Regions from separate parts of the Homo sapiens genome. Here region 1 is linked to region 2. Evidence: chromatin loops called from intact Hi-C (ENCODE). Cell type or tissue: K562. All regions are shown on one strand.

Region 1 (8,000 bases), 130 kb after region 2:
CAATACTTCTCATCCCTTGCATCTCACACTAGAACAGGGGACTGGCTGACAGACACCTAGGGAAAATGCTCTGGGGGGAGGGGAGGACAGGGCCCCAGAAGCTGAGCACAGGCACACAAGCTTTTTGAAACTGTACAATTCACAAAATACTTTTGCATGATTGAATTTAGACCTTACAACTGCCTGACAACAGAGCTGAGCAGATGCTTTTACCATGTCCAAGGTACAGGTGAAGAAACTGAGGCTCAGAGATTTGAGACTTGCCTAAAGTGAGAAAGACCTGGAGCTGGAAAGATAACCTAAGTCCCCGGACTCAGAATCCCAAGCTCATTCCAACTTGGCCACGAGTCCTGGAGATTTCAGAGCTCGCTTTCTGAAGAGACCCTCCGAGCGGTATCTGAGGGCCTGGTGGCCTTCTGCCTGCCTTGGTTCCGATGCCCACAGCAAAAGTGGCCAAAGCTAGTGGAGGAAAGAGCCGTTCTCACTGCCCCAACCTTCCCTTCCCTAAAGTTCAGCCAAGCCTGGTTCAATGATTAGTTGGATAGATTAACCCTGGGCCTCCCACACTCTGGTATAAACAGGCACACCCCTGGAATGAGACGGAAGGGCAGCCTGGAGCCATAAGTCATCTCGGGGTGCCTGGGCTCTCCTCCAAGGGGCTCATTCTCAGAGCACCAGGGGCTGGGGATCGGTGGCGGCAGCTCAGGGCGGGACTTACCTGGGCGTAGTTCTCAGCTCGGGTGAGGAGGGGCAGCTCATATGCAGTGGAGAAGTGGGTTCGAACCTGCTGCATCTGCCCAAAACGCTCCCGCTTCCTCCACTTGGCCCTTCGGTTCTGGAACCAGACCTACAAGACGCGAAAAAGCCATTGTCACCAGGGTGAGATGCCCGCCTGGAGGCCTCACTTTCAGGCAGTGCAAACTGTTCCCTTGAGCCCCCCATCAGTTGCAGTGCGTTTGGGAAACGGTGCGGCCACACATAAATATCAACCTTGGTCTTTGTCCTCAAGAGCTGACAATCTAGAATCATCCACTCTGAGCTGGGAAGGTATCTTACCCCCACTAGCCATGGGCGTGATCCTGAGCCAGAACTTTTATTTTTCTAAGCTTGAGAATCTAGAGCAGCCAAGTGTCACCACCTATAAAACAAGTCACTGGTCATCTTAGCAGTCATCTAAGCAGACTCCTGTGGAGAAGCTGATAAAAGCTACAAATGCTCCTCCAGATGTGTTCTCCTAGACAATCACACACAGTTTTGCCACAGTTTTCCAAAAGGTTCATGGCTCTCTAAGGCTTATTGGTCCAGATTCACAATGCCTTCCTCCCTGCATCCTGTCTGCAGCCTTCTTGTTGGAGACAGTCTCCCAGCTCAGAACTCCCCTGTGTTAAAGGGAGAACAGGGGCTCTGCTGGGCAACAGAGGCAGTCAGGGAAGACTTCCTGGAGGAGGGACAGGAGCTGGGCCTTGAATGGTTGGCTGAAAGGAGGAAAGCCAAGGCCTAGGTTTAGAAACAGCAAGGCATACTCCAAAAACCTAAAGAGGTCAATTTGAAGGAAGCGGTGGGAGAGAAAGAAACAGAGTCAGATCGCAGGGGGCCTTGACTGCCAAGTGAAGGGTTTTTCCCTTGGTGCTGTCTGTAGAGGCAGTTGCTATAAAATCTTGTGTAGAAGCGTGGCCTGATGGTGAGAGGAAGTGGAGGCCAACCCGTCACTGAGCACAAGTGGATGGGATGTTGGCCTGATTGGGAGCCCAACGGGGGAGGGGAGGTCTCTGAGTCAGCTGTGAGCACTGGGGTTTTTGGTGACGGGGAGTATTGGGTCCTTTTCCTTTGCACGAGCATTTCTGGAAGGCTGAGAACTTTCCCAAGGCTCAAGAGCAAGAGCTGCCCTACCCCTGGCCCATGACTTAGGATCTGGAGAAGGGGTGATGGGGACGGGGTGGGTGAGAGAGGGAGAGTGAGGAGGGATCAGCTTCCAGGCCAGGAATGGCTTTAGGCTGATTCAGAGATGGACCGTGGTGCTCCTCAGAGGGAGGCCTCTGCCAGCTTGATGTGCACTTGTCTGCTGGCTTTGCAGACTCAGATGCAAGTGGGCACACCTCAGACAGCACGCTGCAGACCGGGAGAACAGAGCCATGACAATAGCCTCAGCTGCAGAGCCATAAGGAGCCTTGCCAGGCCCTTCCAGGCCCAGGCATCAAGAAAGCCAACTTTCCTGAGGTCCAGTCCCTGCTCTCCAGGTGGAAACATTTCTCCATCCATCACGACCAATGCAGCTGCTGAGCTAAATATAGGAGTCAGCTCTCAAAATTCCTCTGCCTCAGAGCCTTTGAGCTTCCTAGGAACCACTGCGAGGAGGGGAGAAGGAGGTGTGGACGTGCTTCCTCACAGACGCTGCCTGGCCTCTTTGGGCATCCAGTGTAGCTGGCCAATGGACAGGCTCATAGGAGCACTGGTATTGCCAAGGGCCTCAGTTTCTGCATGGCGAATGGTACCTCATAGTCGCAGCAGGGGAGATAGATGGGAAATGCAGTCCAAGAATGTTTAGAGTACTTCCCATTTGTTTCTTTACAGCTCCTGACCTTTCTCACTGTCTTTTGCTAGAGGAAAGAGGTCAAGGAAGATGGGGATGTATCTCATGTTACTGTGAGGAGGGTGGGGGTGAGCAGGGGTGTACATTATTATGTTTCTCCACTCCTGTACCAACTCACTTTCCCCTCCCTAATCCTAAGCATGTGTGTGCGTGCACGAGTGTACCCACTAGTGTGGCTACACGCACGTGCATGTGTGCACACACATTGACTGGGGGAGGAGAAGCCTCTTCCTTAGAAACGGACCCTCTCCCCAGTTTGGGGTCTCAGCCCCTGCCCTGGCCTCCCAGGGCCCCTTTTCCTCCAGGGATTCCTAGGGTCCAGGCCCTGGCTGCCCACTGGGAGCCAAGGACAGATGGGGTCTCCTCTCTGTGCTGCTGAAATGGGATCCCTCTTTATCAGTGGCCTGGGATGGGAGACTGGGGCCAGGATGAGAGAATGAATCAGAGGAGCTTGTTTTCATTTCATGTTTAATTTCCTGCAGGCTTAGCTCCGTCTTTCCGCTCCTTCCTCAGCCTCCCAGGGTTTTCTGTGGGGGAAGCTGGGGGGAGGGGAGAAGCCACTGGAGGCACGGAGAGAGATGGCTTCTCTTTTTCTTTTTGTCACTGTGACTGTTGGGGTTCTCCTTGTGTCTCTGTGGGTTCCAGGTCCCCATGGTGGGACTGTGGAAGTGGAAGATGTCCCTACAGGCTCTGGAACAGAGGATCCAGGGATGGGCGGGGAGGGACCCCGAAGAGGGAAGGAGGTGGCCAGCGCCTGGCAAAGGGGTCTAGAGTGGAGGGAGGAGCCATGTGGGGGAGTGGAATGTGGGGCGCGGGCTCGCTGGAGCTGAGTGTGAGGGAGGAGGAGATGTGGGTTATCTGGGGAAGACAGATGACCAGGCGGGGGAGAGGCCAGCAGAGCTAGCACCGTCTTTGGAACAGGAGTGGAAGAAGGTCAGGCTGAGGGATTTATTTGAGGGCTGAAGATGGAAATGGTGAGAGGCGGGTGAGCGACCGGTGGGAGCAGGGCTGCCCACCTCCTCCCTCCTTCTTCTCCTGTTCCTTTGTCCTGGGGCCTTACCCTGCGCACCCAGTTCTGGCTTTTCTGCCCAGATCCAGACATGAGCTAGGTGAGCCTGGCCGGTCCTCAATATCCTCCCCAGTAAATTGGAGGCAGCAAGGGTATCCTCACGACCCCTTCTATGCTCACATCTGCAGGTCCTGAGGCTTGGAGTGTCCATCCATTTCTGACCCCTGGCGCCCCAGGGGCTCCGAGAGCTCCCTTCCAGATGCCACACCAACCCCCACGCCCGTTCCTGTGCCTCCCAGCTCTGCACCGCAGGCCTGTCTCCACTGTGCAGCCCCAGGAGGACAGCCAACCACGAGGTCCCCACTGTTCTCCCGGTCTGAATGTCATACCTCAGGACCACCCCAGCCTGGGCCCACTCAGCACAGGCCTCTCCCGAGGACCGGGCTGTGCAAGGAACCAACTGTCTTGGCGGAGGCCTCGCTAACCGCAGCCCATCTGGGGCCAGGGCGGGGTGGCCCAGGGCGGGGAGGCCTCTGTCTTATTGTCTTCAGACACCAGCTGCAGAGATTGGAATCCCAGACAGCAGAGAGAGGCCCCTGCAGCCCCCTGGAGCAGGGCCAAACCCTAGGCTTCTTCCCAGGAAAAGTCCATCTTGGGGCCCCCATTGCCCCGTCCCTGTCCCCACCACCACTCTACGCCAGGCACCTGGCTTGCCACCAGCTGAGTATGGGCCCTGAACAAACACAGCAGAGGCAGGCAGGGGGTTCCATCACCACCCCCTTACCCCCCCAGGGCACTGCCAGGCTTAGGGCTCAACCCAGAGGTCTGACGCACATGAAGATCCCACCCACCCTGCTGCCTTTATACAAAGAAAAGCCTCTGAACAATCTGGCATGTGTCCTTGTACAGCAAACTAAAGTCAAAGAAGCACTAGGCTGCGACTCAGGAGTCCCGGATTCCAGTCGCAGTGCTGCTACTGAGTGGCTGCTGTTAACTTCAGGTTATGACTTCCCACCTATGGGCCTCTTCTTCCTCGTCTATCAAATGGGAAGATGGGGTGATCATTTCCAGCACTACCGTTCTATAGTTCTGTGGTCCTCCCACTAGGTGATAAGATATGCAGCACGTCAGAGTTTCCCTTTCTGCCTTGGCTGCCAGGAAGCTCCAAGTTGAAGTTTGTGCTCAATGGCAACCATGAACCTTAGCCTAAATTTTTTTTTACCACATTACCTCTGCATTTCATGCCATTGTTCTTGTTTTTAGATTGAACAAATAAATCTTTAATTGTAAGCTACCTCAACTCCATTTTGGAAGTAGGTATAAGTGTGTGTGTGTGCGCGCGCATGTGTGTGTGCAGAGAACACTCTGTTTTAGTTGTATGGTGGCAACTGAAAAATGCTCTGTGCGCCTTTGTTTTCATGTTTTGTACTCAAGGCGTCATTCTTCTTTCAGTACTTAGTGAATTCTACTCCCGGGCACTCCCATATATTTGTTAGGAAGCATGCATGCAACCCACATATGCAAACACAAATGTACACACATACTGCACAGAAAAGGAACAGGTTTATCCCACACCAACACAGCACCTACAGGGCTGTCCCATAACCAGCTATGCCCCTTTCTCTACCTACACCTGTGGGTCCTCCCCAATCCATTTGCTGGAGATCAGGCTAGATGCTAGGATTCCTGTCCAAACTCAGGCATGTAAGGTCATGTGAGTGGCTGGTTGTCCAAATTCAAGTGAGATCTGGGTGTGTGAGGGCTTCTGGATTCACAGGAAAGCCCCAGCTGCCCTGTCATCCTTCATCAAACATTCATTAGGCACTGGAGGGGAATAAAATGGCAGTCTTGCCAGGTGCAGTGGCTCATGCCTGTAATCCCAGCACTTTGGGAGGCTGAGGTGGTGGATCACCTGAGGTCAGGAGTTGAAGACCAGCCAACCAACATGGTGAAACCCCATCTCTATTAAATATACAAAAATTAGCCGGGTGTGGTGGTGCACACCTGTAATCCCAGCTACTCAGGAGGCTGAGGCAGGAGAATCGCTTGAACCCGGGAGGCAGAGGTTGCAGTGAGCCAAGATTGCACCACTGCACTCCAGCCTGGGCGACAGAACAAGACTCTGTCTAAAAAAAAAAAAGGCAGTCTGGGCTGGGCATGGTGGCTCACGCCTGTAATCTCAGCACTTTGGGAGACCAAAGCAGGTGCACCACTTGAGGTCATGAGTTCAAGACCAACCTGGCCAACATGGTGAAACCTCCATCTCTACCAAAAAATAAAAAAAATTAGCTGGGTGTAGTGGTGCATGCCTGTAGTCACAGCTACTTGGGAGGCTGAGGCATGAGAATCGCTTGAACCCAGGAGGTGGAGGCCGCAGTGAGCCAAGATCACACCACTGCACTCCAACCTGGGTGACACAGTGAGATCCTGTCTCAAAAAATAAAAAAATAAAAAAAAAATGGCAGGCTGCCCTCAGGGAACTTACAGCAACTCAACCGTGCAGCTCTTCAGCATCACTTCTGGTAGCTGCAGTTTCTGAACAGCTACATATTTACTGATAACCACTAGTCCTTTTCCACATTAGCCATTTTGGAAAAAAAGTTTGTAGACTCTATTAGAGATGCCTCTGCCTTCTTAAACAGAAAATGGTTGTAACTGATGAATCTTTTACTGATGCCTTAGAACAATGCTGCTGAAGATGCTTTCATGAGTTAATTCAAGAGTCCCTGGGGCCTGCTGAGGATTGCAGGGTTGGGGCATCTCTGTCCTAACATTGAAGGGCTCAGCCCACTGAGCTGCATGGCGCTTTGCTGATTAAAAAAAAAAAAAAAAAAAAGATTTCTCTTTGTTCTGAAGCTATTGATTTTTCTGGCCCACTGGAGAGGGAAAAACTGCTATGTGGCAACGTTTTATTTGCTATTTCCAACATGCTTTGGGTTGGAAAAGCGGACTGATTATGACATTTATTTTGTGTTAAATTGAAACTTAAACTTGAGTGTGTGAATTTTGTCACCTGTATTTTGGCTACTCATGGGTCTTTTCTTTCTTTCTGATCCTTTCTTTGCTGTGAATTCATGCTGGTCGGGGCAGATACAGCTCTCTGGACAAGGGTTGATTGATCCACGGATACTTATTTTTTAGACTTGATGCTCTGCGTTTGGCTTTCTCTAATTGGTGGGAATACAGTGATGAACAATCAGTGCTTGATCTCAAGGAAATCACAGTTTAGTAGGAGGGGACAAACAAGTAAAATAACGTAAGCCAGTCAACAATCCTGTAAAGAAGACAAAATAGGAGTTGGGCACAGTGTCTCATGCCTATAATCCCAGCAGTATGGGAGGCTGAGGTGAGGGATTACTTGAGGCCAGGAGTTTGAGACCAACATGGACAACAAAGCAAGACCCCATCTCTACAAAAAATAAAAAAACTTATCCCAGGCGTGGTGGTGTATGCCTGTGGTCCCAGCTACTCAGGAAACTGAGGCGGGAGGATCCATTGAGCCCACGAAGTTAAGGCTACAGTGAGCCATGATCACACCACTGTACTCCACGCTGGGTGACAGAGAGAGACCCAGTCTCTTTAAAAAAAATAAACAAAAATACCCAAAAGATAAAATGGGCCCAGGCATGGTGGCTCATGCCTATAATTCTAGCACTTTGGGAGGTTGAGGTGGGATGATCACTTTAGCCTAGGAGTTTGAGGCTGCAGTGAGCTATAATCATCTTATTGCACTCCAGCCTGGGTGATAGAATGAGACCCTGTCTCTAAAAAGAAAACAAAAAAAATTTAAAAAATTTTTAAGAAGATAAAATAGGACAGTGTAACAAAAGGTGAGCTGGTTTGCTTCTGTTGTGTTGGGTTGGGTTGAGTTCTATTGGGTTGTGTTGAGTGGGTTGAGTGTGTCAGGTTCCATTGTGTTGTGTTGTGTTAGGTTGAGTTCTGTTGGAATGTGTTATATTGGGTTGTGTTGTGTTGGAAGGGGCTGCATTAGGTTTAGTATGTTGAGTTCCATTGTGTTGTGTTGGGTTGAGTTGAGTTCTATTGGGTTGTGTTGTGTTGGGTTGGGTTGAGTTCTATTCGGTTGCACTGAGTTGAGTTGAGTGTGTCAGGTTCCATTGTGTTGTGTTGTGTTAGGTTGAGTTCCATTGGAATGTGTTATATTGGGTTGTGTTGTGTTGGAATGGGTTGAGTTGGGTTGAGTGTGTTCAGTTCCATTGTGTTGTGCTGGGTTGAGTTGAGTTCTATTGGGTTGTGTTGTGTTGGGTTGCACTGAGTTGGGTTGAGTGTGTTGAGTTCCACTGTGTTGTGTTGTGTTGAGTTGAGTTCTATTGGGTTGTGTTCTGTTGGGTTGCAATGAGTTGGGTTGAGTGTTGGGTTCCACTGTATTGTACTGGGTTGGGT
Region 2 (8,000 bases):
TATGTGAAGAAACTAAGGATAAAGAGACGTAAAGTAATCCTCCCAAGACCACACAGCATGTGAGGGACAGACAAGCAGCACACTCTGTTCTGCTGCCTACAACTTCATTCAAACCACAGAGCTGTGTGGCCTGGATTGAGGGTAAAAATCAGGATGAGCTTCCTAACAATTCAAGCTAAGTGCTTATTGAATAGTCTTCCTTGAAAAAGTGGTTGCTTGAGACATTTAGGACTGGACACAGCCCTGGAAATATATTATGAGGAATGTGGAAAAGGTTTCACTCTAATTTCCAGTATCAGTGTTATAATGTCTACCATTCTTATCCACCCTGCACCGCCACTGTGAAATTGAGGATTTTAAGAAGTATACATAAACTGGACTCTTGGGGCTTTTTAAAAAATGCCAAATATTCCCTGCCCCTCCTCCTCCCCTCTCCAGTCCTGACATGCCACTCCAAGCTGTGTTTCGTGGTCTCTGCTTTTGTACTTGCCCTTAAACAGTTACTGGCTGCTTCCCTTAAACAGTGCACATTGACCTGATCCCTGGAGTTCTTCCTGTGAAGTAGACAACCATGGTTCTAATACAAAGGGAGGCTCTTTGGCCAATGGGAGAGCCTTGGTAATGGGTGTAATCATTTTGTGGGATATTTTAAATTTCACAGTTTTTTTTTTTCAGTAGCACTCTATATTCTGTTTGAATTTTCCTAGTATGTATATCCCTATTGTGAAGGAAAGTGGTCAACATGTGTTGTTTAAAGCAGCATAAAATAAGGTCTCATTTAATTGGAATTCTTAAAGAAGACCATTTTTATGTGTTTAACTATTTTTTTCAACTTTGTTATTAAGAAGCTTGTTGGAAAAAGACTTTTACCAAGTATCTGATGATGGGAAGCCAAGAAAAGCATTTTAATAGAACTGTCTCAGATTTACAATGCACTAGGGCCTGTAAATAAATTTTCCTGTCTTTAAGGTTTGGACTGATTTGCAGTTGTTTTGTATAGCTTCTGAGATCTAAATCCTCACAGTCCAGATGGAGAGACCATAAAGTTACTTTCCCTGGCAGCCTTGGTCTGTCTTGTCTGTGGGCAAATACAATTGAGTAGTATGTGGATCTTAGTCTGTATAGGTCACCCGTTTTACTGTGATGCCAGTTTTAATTGGTTTGGTGACTTTTCCAAGAGCAGCTCACCAAAGCATTCTTTAAATTTAGGAGAATTAGGGTCCCTAATTTCATAATGCAAATCTAAATTCTCACAGTCTAGATGGAGAGACCATAAAGCTACTTTCCCTGGTAGCCTTGGTCTGTCTTGTCTGTAGGCAAATACAGTTGAGTAGTATGTGGAATTTAGACTGTGTAGTATAGTCACTCATCTTATTGTGATACCAGTTTTAATTGGTTTGGTGACTTTTCTAAGAGTAGCTCACCTAAGCATTCTTTAAATTTAGGAGAATTAGGGTCCTTAATTTCATAATGCAATCAGTTAAATAAATATGGATTAAGGACTTGCTTTGTTCCTAGTATTGTACTGGCATGTTGAGGGAGATTTTAAAAAGGGTGGGCACAGATCCTGTCTTTAAGAAAGGCCCTCAGGTTGCTGGAAAGAGAACTTTCAGTAATACATAAATTATAAGGCCAGGAGTGCTGTGTACTCAGTTATGCTAAGGAGAGCCAGGAATGACCTCAAGATCAGAGTGGATCAGAAGGTGAAAGGAATCTTCACAACTGGGTAGCCTCAGATAGAGAGGGTGAACATCAGGGCACTGACTTCCACCAGGAGGTTCTGTGGAGAGACTAGTAGGTAAGAGGAGCATCTGGTGGCACAGGCACGGGAGGCAGGGGAGAGCTTTGAATACCAGCAACAGAGAACTTGGTTGAGAACTGAAGGGAAGGACGGTAACTAACAAGCGGAAGGTAATGAAAAGATTTGTGAGGCAAGGAGAAAGCAGTGAACATAATTGAAGAGATTTAGGAAAGAAATCAAAGAGCTGGAAGGGACCTTAGAAATTATTCAACCCTTTCCTTGTATTTTACAAGTGACAAGTAAGCCCTAGAGTTGCAGTAATCTTGAGAATGAATTGTTAGGCCTAGTCTGCAGCTGGAACCTAGGTCTCCTGACTCCCAGTCTGATGATTTGTTTTTTTTTCATGGTGTACTGCAGTATTTTCCAAACCGAAGGTAATGATTCATTAGCAGATCATGAAGTCAATTCAGTGGGTCACGACTGGCATTTTTTTTTTAATGAAATATAATAGGAAACTATTAGAGAGCTTTATACAGAGTAAGGGTAAATATTTCCTGTAGCTTTTGTTCCAGTAGTGAGTTGTTGCATAAAATGTATTTGTGTATTTCTTACTGTGGGTCCCAGTCCAGAAAGTTTGAGGAAAGTTGGTACTGGAAAGCCCAGTGGGCCTGTGAGTTGGAGAGACTTGAATTTGAGTCCTGCTCTGCCGGGTGTGTACCAGTTTTGTAGCTTCTGTTTTCTTACCTATAACGTGGAGCTAATAATAGTATGGAGTAGTTGTATTGATTAAATGAGATGATTGACTCAAAGCATGTAGATTCTGGCCCCCCACTCTATGCTGGCCGTCATTTGGGACAACTCCTCCTGGGGCAGCATTTAAGTATTAGAAGGAGCCTCCAAGGAATGCAGAGTGGTCTTAAAGAACCACAGTAAGTTACAACTACTGATGTATTATGCATTTGCTTCTGGGCTTGGAAACTCGAAAGAGAATTTATTCCTGTGGGTTCTGGTGTACATTTTACATCTTGGCATGGAAGAGGCTTACTTCTCTCTCTCTCCTTTTTTTTTTTTTGCGTGTGTGTGTGAGGATCAGAATGACTTGTAGGGAGATAAAAATCAGTGACTCTTTAGCTGACCTTTTTTTTTTTTTAATTCATTGGCACATTTGGATAAAGTATTATTGCTTTCTTTCCCCTTTCCAATGGAAAAAAAAATGGTACTGAGCCTTTTCCCCCTTCTAATCTTTTCTTTGCCTGATCATAATTTTATCCATTTTTTTAATTAAAAAAACTTGTAGAGGAAAGTTAGAATCAGAATAGATGTTTGAGTGGTAAACAGCTGAGGAGCTACAGTCTAGTAAGTATAAGCTAAAAATAAAGGACATTTTTATGTGAATTTAGGAGGACTGGTCACATACCTTTTAGAAATAGCTGTTCACATCCTGCAGAAAGGAGAATGAGTTCTGATATCTGATTTTCATGGTGCCCTCTGCCTCTTCACTTTTCCTCTTCTCCCCATTTTGCTGCCTCTGCCTCCCTTCCCCCATTTCTTTCTAGCCAGCTCCATCCCCTATTGGAAATCCCGCTGGAAAGGGGAGACGAGCTTCATCTCCCACATGATTTGGGCCAGGGGCTAAAGCACTCCCATAAATCTGCAGCTCATTTTAATGCCACGTTAAAACAGTGTGAGCGGCTGGTTTCCGTGGCCCCTGCCCTTTTCTTTATGGGCTTCTTTGGCTCTTCTTTATAAAGAGGCCCTGTGGAGTCATTTTAAAGTCCTTATCAGTTTGCTGACAGCTATATGGGCCTTTCTGCTGAGTCCAGGAGCTCAGGCAGGCGTGTGAAACTTCTGATATTAAAATTGAAGAAAAATGCCAGGCAGAAGGGATTGGGTGGTGGGGCAGTGGTGCAGAGGTGAAAGACTAGCAAGATAATTAACCTTTGCAGGTCCGGAACCTCGCCGTTGGCCACTGGTAGGGGCAGGGCAGGAAGGGTTAGGCAAAAGAGGGTTTTCCAAGGGCTTTTATTTTTATCCCAAGATTAGAAATGCCATTCCACTGGCAGTTTGTGCTTTCACGCTTCAGCAAGTGAGTTGGGCAACTTGAAGGGTTAGGGTGGCCAGGTTTGCAATGAATTTTTTCCTAAAGGCAGTCTGACTGGCTGGACCTCTGCTTGCGTGTCTTTGCCAGCTCCAGCCTGCTGTCTCTGCCTCCGCAGCATCACTGTTATCGAATTTAAAGGGACTTTCATCAGTCTGCTTTGCTGACCCTTTTAGAACAGACTGTTAACCCTCAATAATCCTCCCAGAGAGTTTCATGGAAACACCAGGCCCTCCATAAATGTCAGCCTGCGATGCTTGGCCCTTTTTACCCTCTCTGTTATAGAGAAGTAGACTAGAGGCTGCTCCTGCCTCTATCCTACCACTTTTCTTTCTTTCTTTGCTGGAAAACTGCAGCAGACAGCTGAGGGGAAGGAAAAACCATTACCTGGATCAAGGCCAGTGGTTTGATGGGAGCTTCAAAATCTTTGGCATCTCCTGCCCAGAATGTTTTTCCAGGCATTTTAAAAAGAGCATCCTTACTCTCCTTCTCCTTTAAACCTTCCAACTTTGACTTCCAAAGGGGGATGGATGGGTAGAATAAGCCCTTAGAATGTACTTTATATCTTCCTGCTCTTCTTCTAACTAAAGCTTTTAGGAAGAGGTTAGTAGTGATAAGCAAAATCCAATGGGCATATATATTTCTAACTACTCTGTATACAGCTTTTTGGCACAAACATGTTATTTTTCCTTTTTCAAGTGGACATGAGCAGTTTTGCAAGTGTGTTCCATTTAAAATAGTCATTTAACTTGAGGTTGAGGCAAAAGCAAGAATTTTTATAGTAAGTTAGTCAAACATATATAGCTGTTGATCTTGGATTGTCATTGAACAAATAATAAAATATACTGATTCATTTTATTACTCGTGTAGCTGTTGTGGGGAAGAGTACAGTCATCCCTCAGTATCTGTGGGGGATTGGTTCCAGGACCTCCTGCAGATACCAGAACTCAAGGATGCTCAAGTCTCTGCTACAAAATGGCATAGTATTTGCATATGACCTATGTATATCCTCCCTTATACTTTAAATTACCCCTAGATTAATTATACTTCCTAATACAATGTAAATGCTGTGCAGATAGTTATTATACTGTATTGTTTAGGGAATAAGTGAAAGGAAGAAAATTTTATGTATGTTCAGTACAGGCACAGTTTTTTTTCCGAATATTTTTGATCTGTGATTGGTTGAATCCATGGATGTGGAACCACAGATACAGAACCGCAAATACAAGGGACCAACTGTAATTGTACAAAAACCAAATGAGCAGCAAAACAAAGCAAAATGCCCCAAACTCCAAAGTGGTAGAATCACTTTTCCATACTTTTCTGATGACTAAGTTGATATCATCTAATTAGTTAAGTTTAATTTAGGACAGTGAACTGGGTGTTATTGCTTATACTATACTCTTAACAAACTAAACAACTTTTAAGTATGTTGAAAGTTGTCAGTAAATTTATGATCATGAACAATCTTCATTACATAGCCTTTTGAAGGTGGCGGGTAAAATGGTCACACTTTCCTCCTTGGGCATTTGTTGGAGAATAGTCTCTAAAGTTAACCATCGGTTTAATCCCTTGTCATGAATCCCCAATATGGGATATTGCTTTAGGAAATAGCCTCCCTAATAAAAGTGTTAAATGTTAATTTGCAGCCTATGTAAGAAATCTCTGATTACTTGGGGCTGGTTTCCCACAGGGTGGGACTATTTGACAAATATTTCTGAGAAATAATGATCATTACAGGAAGCGAAGTGCAGGTTTATGAATTCATGCCGTACCTACTTAGACAAATATCTAGGTTTACAATACAATAACTTGTAAAGTATCAAGTGTCAATGTGTTTGGTAGAGAACTCAGTGTTTTCAAACCTTCAAATAAGGGTTAAACTGATTAATAAAATAAGTCATTTTGTTTATTTGCCTGAATTTAGTATGTAGATGGCTAACATGCTACAAATATTGGCAACAACAGAAACATAGGATTTCTGTCTCTATTTATAAATATTAAAATAACTTACTATATACTTACATATATTCTGTCTCCTTAAGCATTGCAGAGGCTGAGAGAATTTGGAGTTGCCTAATTATTTTTGGCATGGCATAATTTATAGTTTTATAATAGCACAATTCATCTTATAATTCTGTGCTACTGTTCTTGGGAATGTTTAGACAACAGTCACATATATTTATTTCTTTATCTTCACTCAGAGTACAAGATAGCTCCACTTAAGCCATTTCTGGCAATATAGTTATTTTTCTACCGGTAACTTAAAGGCTAATTTGTTATATTTCAGTGGGTAGTTACTGCCCATTTTGATAAGGAGTTTAATAGCAGGAAAACAGTTTGCTTGTTCCTTCAGATTCCAATACTTTCTTATGAAGAGGGACAAGTGGTTTTTTTCCAAATGTTTGAAGTCTATCTATACTGAACTTTTTTAAAGTTTCAGGTTAATTTGATCAGGATTTAATGATCTTATACATGTATTATTTATATTTTAGGAAGACCTTTGAGTTTTTCCTTTGGTTTTAAGCTGCAGACTATGGTTGAGGGCAGCAGTGTGGTATTCTGGCATTTGATGGGAATGAGGAGACCTACAGGCCAGTGATACACTGAAGGGTCTGAGTAACATGCTCATGACTGTGAAGCAGTGCATAGGGAATATTAGACCTGATCCTGCTCCCTTCAGCTTAGAATAACTCCAAATCATGATTCCTCCCGAATCTCTTTGCCTAGCAAGCTATAAATGAATTCACATATGATATATCAGATATATAATCTTTGGAAATACTTTCATTTATTTACTTAAATTTTTTGAAATAGAGTCTTACTCTGTCGCCTAGGCTGGAGTGCAGTGGCGCAATCTGGGCTCACTGCAACTTCTGCCTCCCAGGTTCGAGCGATTCTCCTGCCTCAGCCTTCCGAATAGCTGGGATTACAGGTGTGCACCACCACACCTGGCTAATTTTTGTATTTTTAGTAGAGACAGGGTTTCACTATGTTGACCAGGCAGGTCTTGAACTCCTGACTTCAGGTGATCCACCTGCCTTGGCCTCCCAGAGTGCTGGGATTACAGGCATGAGCCATCACACCTGGCCTTGGAAATACTTCCAGATTAGAAACTATAGAAGAGAAGGAGTTCAACTGTCTAATCTTCTCCAGTAGCAACTTTTAACTGTGAGATGTGAGAGGGATATGATTCCCTGGGGGAATTTTCAAACTTCACATATCACTCCTACTCCTCCCACTCTTGTAGGCTTTCTGGGCTGGGGGCTTGGGACATGAATCTGTCTTGAGAGTCCCTGCCATAACAAACCACAGTTACTCCTACTCATAGGTGTTTGTCGTCCTTCAGATGAGAAGGGGCAAGGAGAAAAAGTGAGAGCCACTGACATAGCAAGTGTAGCTCCCTCTTTTCAAGAGTCTCAATTTGGGAAACATACACAGGGGTCTTCCCTCGGAATCACCAGCAGAGCTTGTCCCTATAACCCTTAATCAGAAGATGGGGCTTTCTACCAGCAAGCAGTTCATAGAGGACTCATGTGCCTCTGGTCAGGTGCAGCAGTGATAGATGGTATTGGACCTACACGATTCTCAATGTCATTTTTCCAGGAATGTGTAGTAATAATAGTGGACAGGGCTGCTGTGCTACCTGACTGCTGAGTTAGTATTCATGGCCAAAAGGAAAACCTGCCAGAGAGTGTCTCCTTGGTGTTCTCCGGAATCATTGCTATGTGGGAAAGAAAATAGAGTAGAGAACGTCACGCTAACATGGCTGTCATGATAGCAGCATTGGGGATAAAGTGAGCTTTTGATTTCTCCCGTCTTACTCCCTTCATGTGTTGTGTTTGTGTGTGTGTTTTAATTAAAAGGAGCAGGTCTTTCAAGTGTGCCTGGTTGGAGTGAGGCTTGTTTTAGATTTGCTTTCTCTAATCAAACAAACTTACGCTTTCTTTCTCCTGGTTTTAGCATAGCAAACATGGAAAATCTCGCCCCAGGCAGATTCCTTTATAGCTAGTTGACCCAAGTTGTGCTCTTATTTATTTATTTTTGATGACACATCTTGATTAAAGGTTTCCAATTCACCTTTCAGCTCTTCATGGAACCAGCCAGGAGAGAGAACTGGTCAGCTGCTAATCACCAAATGAACTCCCTGATCTGGCCTAG

Evidence for each region. A loop is a pair of places that touch in the nucleus more often than their neighbours do. Peaks named below come from ENCODE experiments on the same cell type or tissue, not always from the same donor. Only the 100,000 strongest peaks of a DNase experiment are listed, where the experiment ranks them.
Region 1: it touches region 2 in a loop (2.8-fold over the local background); 27 of 110 quality-filtered maps call a loop at or near these places.

What each region holds. Positions count from the first base shown.
Region 1 is chr11:44,266,776-44,274,775 of GRCh38, forward strand. It overlaps ALX4 (ALX homeobox 4), which reads right to left. Exons shown (of 4, transcript NM_021926.4): 3 at 719-847. Among named protein-coding and RNA genes, the nearest start is that of ALX4, 39 kb to the right of the region's middle. RefSeq lists an enhancer at 1,602-5,439. In K562, no CTCF peak of the experiment used is centred here; DNase peaks (open chromatin) are centred at 1,126, 1,736, 3,466, 4,116 and 1 weaker place; H3K4me3 peaks cover 352 bases.
Region 2 is chr11:44,136,321-44,144,320 of GRCh38, forward strand. All of the region lies in intron 7 of EXT2 (exostosin glycosyltransferase 2), which reads left to right. Among named protein-coding and RNA genes, the nearest start is that of EXT2, 45 kb to the left of the region's middle. In K562, no CTCF peak of the experiment used is centred here; a DNase peak (open chromatin) is centred at 3,521.